2 separate regions of the Mus musculus genome follow, and region 2 is linked to region 1. A link is a contact called in ENCODE Hi-C or POLR2A ChIA-PET data. All regions are on one chromosome and are shown on one strand. The core of a region is the stretch at or near the end of the contact, and the rest is flanking DNA. Distances in the headings are between cores, read along the strand shown.

Region 1 (3,158 bases), core at 210-2,709:
TGATTTCTCCAGCCAGTCTTAATATTTAATGGTTTCATTTTAAGCAGCCCCACATCCTTGGACTGTTGTAAATAAATGATAACATCCAGGGGCAGCAATGACTCAGTGACTCATCTGGTTAAGGTGCTCCTCCCAAGCCTGACGTTTCATCTCGGGGGCTCACATGGCATGAGTGGTGAACTGCACCTTATTTTCTGACTTTCACACATGGGCCATGGCATGACCCACCACCCCAAGACACAATATGCATAACATAAAAATTAAAAACTAAAAATTACAGTATAAAGAATCACCCTTAGAACCTGTGGGGATCCGACTTAGCATATTTATTAGTGATAGGGTCGACACAGCTCTGGCTGGCCTTGAACCCTGAAATTCCGCTTCCCAAAAACTTCAAGAGGCATTTACCACTACGCCTGGCTGTCTCTATCCAATCATGAAAGGCTCTGGTTTTAGCTGGGAGGTAGTGACTTTGATCCCAGCACTCAGAAGGCAGGAACTCCAGGACAGCCAGGGGTACACAGAGAAATCGTGTCTCAAACAAAACAACCCCAAAACAAAAACAACACCAAGAAAACGTTTTGTTTTTCAATATTTTTAATAGAAAGGGTTTCCCTGAATGTCCCGGGCTAACCTTTCCCCCCGCCTCCCCTTTGGTTTTTCGAGACAGGGCTTCTCTGTATAGCCCTGGCTGTCCTGGAACTCACTCAGTAGACCAGGCTGGCCTCGAACTCTGAAATCCGCCTGCCTCTGCCTCCCGAGCGCTGGGATTAAAGGCATGCGCCACCACTGCCTGGCTCCGGGATAACCTTTACTAGAACTGTGTATAACAGGGTAGGCTGGACCCTCCTTGCCTCAGCTTCCGGAGTGATAGGATTTCAGGCACACAAGCTTAAGTCCAGATTGGTTTGCTTTTATTATAATTCGAGTTCATTAACAACACTACAAGGCCGTATGATTTCACACGTAAGGCTCTTCTATTCCCGTTATTACAAAACAAAGAAGCAAAATTGTGGTATCCAATGCAAGAATCCTTTTGCAGATAATCTTGGCAAAATAAACAAATAAATAAATAATCTCCCTAGACCAGCACAGAACCGGGATCTCGGCTCTGCAGTTAAACTGTTTTATCACTCTTCCTTTTTCATCCTTAGAAAGGAGGAAGAGGAAAACTCAAGGCACAGTTTTCATTTAGATAGATATGGAGGATCCGTCTAGACACTTTAACTAAGATGCAGCCCACCGCAGGTTCCCAGAGGCAGAAGCCACACTGCTCCGCTTCGGCTTTTAAATGAAATCACCTGCAACTCCCGCCGGCGGCACCGAAGTGCAGAAGATGCCCAGGTTTCCGGAGCAACAGCTCAGCGTCATCTATCTCCGCCCCGCGGCGCCTTTCCCGCCAAAGGCCGTTACCACCGCGGAGCATGGTGGGACACGCTTGCAAGATAGGTTTCACCCAATCTTTTTAGAGCGCCGAGCTGCTTTCAGAGAGGGTCTACCCCCGAGGTGGCCGACGATTCTGGACTCAGTGGGGATTAATAATAACCGCTTTAACCAGAGCATGTGATTTTTACTAAACGCCTGGACGTTCCAGCAGCCAGTCAACCCGCCAGGACGCGAGGGACTTTTTCCCCTCCGTGCGGAGGGTGACGTCGCGCGTGCGCGAGCGTGCTTCTCAGCACCCGTTAGAGGCGTGCGCCTGCGCACTGGGAGGGACGAGCCGCTTCCTCCGGCTTCTCTTCCTCCCCCTCCCCCCCGGTATCAGTGCGCCGAGCTGATAAAGGCGCCATTTTGGAGCGGCCGCGGGAGACGTGGTGCCGCTGAGGGCTCGCTCTGCCGTACGCTAGGCTTGGTAGGAAGGCCTCTTTTTTTTTTTTTCCTTCCCCCCCCCCGAGTCCGCGCTTTTCGTCGTCGCCGCCGCCGCCATGTCGGGAGGTGGTGTGATCCGTGGCCCGGCGGGGAACAACGACTGCCGCATCTACGTGGGTAACCTACCTCCGGATATCCGAACCAAGGACATCGAGGACGTGTTTTACAAATACGGCGCCATCCGCGACATCGACCTGAAGAACCGCCGCGGGGGACCGCCCTTCGCCTTCGTTGAGTTCGAGGACCCGCGGTGAGGCAGCGTGGGGCGTGCGCGGCCTTGAGGAGATAGCGTGGAGGAGTTGGGGAAGGCTCGGAGGCCTTGGAACATAATGGGGGGAGAGGAGGGGCTCCGAGGCGCTATCGCCCCTGCAGGAGTCGAGTCAGGAGAGCCGAGAGGCGGCGCGTTGTCTCCGGTGGCCGGCCGCCTCGGACGTCCCCCCTACCCCCCGAGCCCATGCGCAGCCCCCGGAGCGGGAAACCGAGGCGCTGAGGGCCGGCGAGGTGGTCGGGAGCCTCTGCCCGGCGTGGTGCTGGGTGGGGGAAGGGCCGGCCCTATTATGCGGCGCATGTGGGGCTCCGTGTGGCCCCGTGGGTGCGCATGTGCGCTGTGGCCGCGGCTTTTCACCCCCGGAGCGGGCGAACGAGCTGGGTCCGGCGGCTCCCTCCCCTCATCACCCCCCCCTTTCGCTTTCTGTGATCACACGCAGAGACGCGGAAGATGCGGTGTACGGTCGCGACGGCTACGACTACGACGGCTACCGGCTGCGGGTAGAGTTTCCCCGAAGCGGCCGCGGGACCGGCCGAGGCGGCGGCGGGGGTGGAGGCGGCGGCGCCCCGAGAGGCCGCTATGGCCCGCCGTCCAGGCGGTCCGAGAACAGAGTGGTTGTCTCTGGTGAGTTGACTTCGTGCGGGTTAAAATCTTTTTCCCGCATGACTGCTTTGAGTACTGCAAGGTTTTTGTTATTGTTGTTTTTGTTTTGTTTTACACACGGGGTCTTGGACTACTTCGGTCTTTGGGATGAATTTAGTAAATAAAGATTACTGTGGTGGTGATTTACCCAAATTAGGTTGCAGTACTAGCCTATGAAGATCCTTTACAAATAAATTTGGACTCTGGATCTGACTCTTACCAGCTCTTTACCTGGAAACACTTAAGTACAATCATTAAGTATTTTAAAATAATCCTTGTTCGAATGTACTTTACACGTTTGCCGTGGGACAGGATGAGTAGTATTAAATTAGGGGGAATCGCTTTTTCAGGACTGCCTCCGAGTGGAAGCTGGCAGGAC
Region 2 (3,158 bases), core at 488-2,987, 570 kb after region 1:
GTGAGAGCAGCTCCGTTGTGGCGCACTCGAACAGGGCTGTTCTGCAAGACCTCTAGAAAATAGCAAGCGCTGTACAAAAGCCTCTGTGAAATACTGTTTTCATCAACAGCCTGGCTGCCTGTGTCTCCATTGTGAGACATCACTGAGGCCCAGACAGCTCAGTGATCAAGAGCTCTGCCAGAGGTCCCAAGTTCAACTCCCAGCAACCACATGGTAGCTCACAACCATCTTTAATGGGATCCGATGTCCTCTTCTGATGTGTCTAAAGACAGCTACAGTGTACTCATATACATAAATAAATCTTTAAAACAAAAACCTGTGTTAAAACCCCTCATAAGCATGGAGAGGGTACTCAACCATCACCCAGTGTTATAGGGGTCTCAAATCAGAGCAGGTGGTCAGGGGAGACTTCTGAGAACCCACGCCTAGACCTTGATCTCAGAAAGAGGAAAAAAAAATACACTAAAGAGCAACCAACACACTAAAGAGCAACCAAGACAGGGGCCGGGGCCAGGGCCAGAGCTGGGGCCAGGATTGGGGGCGGGGGGGGGGGGGTGGTCATCACTGCAAACCGAAAGCATTCATCAGAGCCCTTTCTCCCACTGGAATGCTGGGATACTAAGACCGGTCGTTCTTTCAACAGGAAAGAAAAGCGTAGGCCAACTCTTGCTGGCTCGCTCTGCTCCTTCGGCACAGTTTACTGAAGCGTGTGAGGCTCTGCCTAACATTTAGGATATTTTGATTTAAAATGCAAACAGCAACACTGATAAAGATCGTGGCGCCAAAGCGGGCCCTCGAAGGAAAGGGCACACTAACTCCCCTCCTTCTAACCCTGGATCTCACAGCTACCTAAGCTGACGGCTTGAAATTAACTCATTCAGTTAATAATTCAAAGCCATGGGCTGGACAAGTTTTAACGCCTCAATGTTGGTTTATAATTAACCCAGACCGTGGTGTTCTTAGGTGTTTGATTTTTAATTAGTCTATTGATTAATCAGTCTGGTTAACAATTATTTATTTCTGGGGCCCTTTACTGTCTTCTATTCTTGTTAAGGGAGGGTGAGGGTTACCCTGGCTCCTTTCTCCTCTGAACCCCTCCAGATCACAGTCCCATCATTCTCTAGGGACACTGTAGATACAGTATTGAGACCAGAAAGGAAGCCTGCCCAGCCTGACACAAATGAAGGTACCCCCCCTTTTGTTCATCTGTTATCCTTGGTATCAGATTCTGCTCGCAGGAGCACATGAAATGAAGGAACTCACAGAATGGCACCCTACCCAGGCACAGGCTGGGCCCTCTCATCCCTTCCTTCCCAGTTCAGAGCTAATTGACATCTTGTGTGAGCATTGCATCATGTCCCTTTGCAAAGCCAGAAGCAACTGAGAAGGTGCTACACGCCCCTGCCCCCCCCCCATCTCTCGGGGGACTAACCCAAAACAAATTACTCAGTAATGGGAGGGCCCCTCTCTCTGGCAGAGGCCCACATGTCTGTCTGTTCAGCAGTTTCTTGCCTGCTCTATTTGTAGGGGTTGCAGGGGATCAGAGAGGTCACCACCTCTCTCAGGGTTACAGTGCTCTGTAGCACACAGCTGCTCAGAACCCACACTCCTCCCCGTGACAGAGGAGGAAGCACAGTTAACAACAAGGCTGGTGACTGATGCCCGTTGACGTTCTGGGGTGTCCTCCCTCGACGATCACAAAAAATTAACCCAAGACACCAGCACCAACACCAACAGTCCACCAGGGGATCGAAGCAGGTCCTACCTAGGACAAGTTTTCTCAGCATTCAGCACTATGTCACCAAATGACCAGGAGGCAGCCCAAGATGGAAATCCTTGGTAGAGATTTCCTTTGGAAAATTCCACTGTATATCCATGAAAGACCGATCTTAGAATTCTTATGGAAAAAAAAATTATCTTTACAGATCCCATGCAAGGGTGTCATGGATAACCAGGGGTCCTGGACCACAAAGCAACTCCTCTGGAAGATTCATGTATAGGACAACTCTGGGCTGCAGGAGCCCCTAGGACCTGGGTGAGCTGCTTTAACTTCTTCCTCTCTAAACTCAGCTAAAGACCCGGAACCCTACAGAACCCAGTGTGGATGCCCATCATTGGATGATTGCATCTGCTGCTGGCACCAATCACAGAGCTGCCCAGGCCTACAGGGTACCACACAGTTGGCGGAAGTGCAGGGACCCATGTGCCCAGGCCATGCCACAGACAACCGCAACTGCATCCTTCAATGAAGCTCCAGGTAAAAGCAACTGGGCGTGAGAGGGATGGCAATGTGTGTGCAAGGCTTCTCCCTGGTGCCTTTCAGGTTGGGATTTAGCATCTTCGGGCAGCTACCCACAGGTCCCTTTAACAAGCCTCGGGGGGGGGGGGGGGGACTGGGAGCCACACTGTTCCTAGCCTACAGGAATAGCCTCAGGGCAGCAGCAGGAAGGGCTGTTCCCGTTCAGGAAGCTGTGTCCTTTCTGAAGACCTAGAACCCTGGCCAGGATGGGAGCCTCAGAGTCCACTTGAAATACCCTGGGAAAACACCCCTCCCCAAACTACATCTGTACTCCTCCTCCATCCAACACAGCCTTCGAGTAATCCCCACCACCTGCCGGTTTCTCATTTTCTCTCTTGCAACAACTTAAAATTTAAAAGAAAAAAAAATTTAATCACAATTCAGGAAAACACACCCACGCATCTTGCTCACTAAGCGTGAAAGCCACCACTCCCTCGCTCAACTCAGCCCCTGCTCCACTTCAGAGAGTGGAGGAGAGAGAAATGTCATTTGACACCACAAACGCTGCCTCCTTCTCAACCTGGAGGCCCCACCTGCCGGCATGTTTGCAAGGCTAATTCCAATCTCACTATTTGAATACACTTGCAAGCTGGGAAAACAAGCCAATAGTTCAGAGGATCCAAGGCAAACTCCGTCTGACAGCCCTAGCCCCGACGGCTGCCAAGACTGATTGACTGGCTGGTTATATTTAGAGGTGGAGGAGGAGGGGACATCAAACAGTGTAGGGCCTCCCGAACTCAAGAATGCTGTGTTGAGAACGACAGACTAGCAAATAAACAGCCGACAGCCATTCGGCTACATCATCTGGCATCCGCAAGGCACAGGCTCGCCTCCATAAACTACAGGGAATTTCAAAAGC

Evidence for each region. A loop is a pair of places that touch in the nucleus more often than their neighbours do. ChIA-PET counts read pairs that join two places held with the same protein, here RNA polymerase II (POLR2A).
Region 2: a loop to region 1 is called in a map of T-helper 2 cell, with 2.9 times the contacts of the local background. The contact joins the promoter of 0610039H22Rik here to the promoter of Srsf1 in region 1. A Hi-C loop is called at or near these places in 1 of 37 maps with a recorded cell type or tissue (T-helper 2 cell). POLR2A ChIA-PET finds 5 or more read pairs at or near these places in 1 of 5 experiments (embryonic stem cell).

What each region holds. Positions count from the first base shown.
Region 1 is chr11:88,045,914-88,049,071 of GRCm38, forward strand. It overlaps Srsf1 (serine and arginine-rich splicing factor 1), which reads left to right and starts at 1,460. Exons shown (of 4, transcript NM_173374.4): 1 at 1,460-2,119; 2 at 2,577-2,761; 3 at 3,130-3,158. The coding sequence starts at 1,926.
Region 2 is chr11:88,617,514-88,620,671 of GRCm38, forward strand. It overlaps 0610039H22Rik (RIKEN cDNA 0610039H22 gene), which reads left to right and starts at 1,738. Exons shown (of 3, transcript NR_131025.1): 1 at 1,738-2,257. The region is part of intron 5 of Msi2 (musashi RNA-binding protein 2); the gene reads right to left.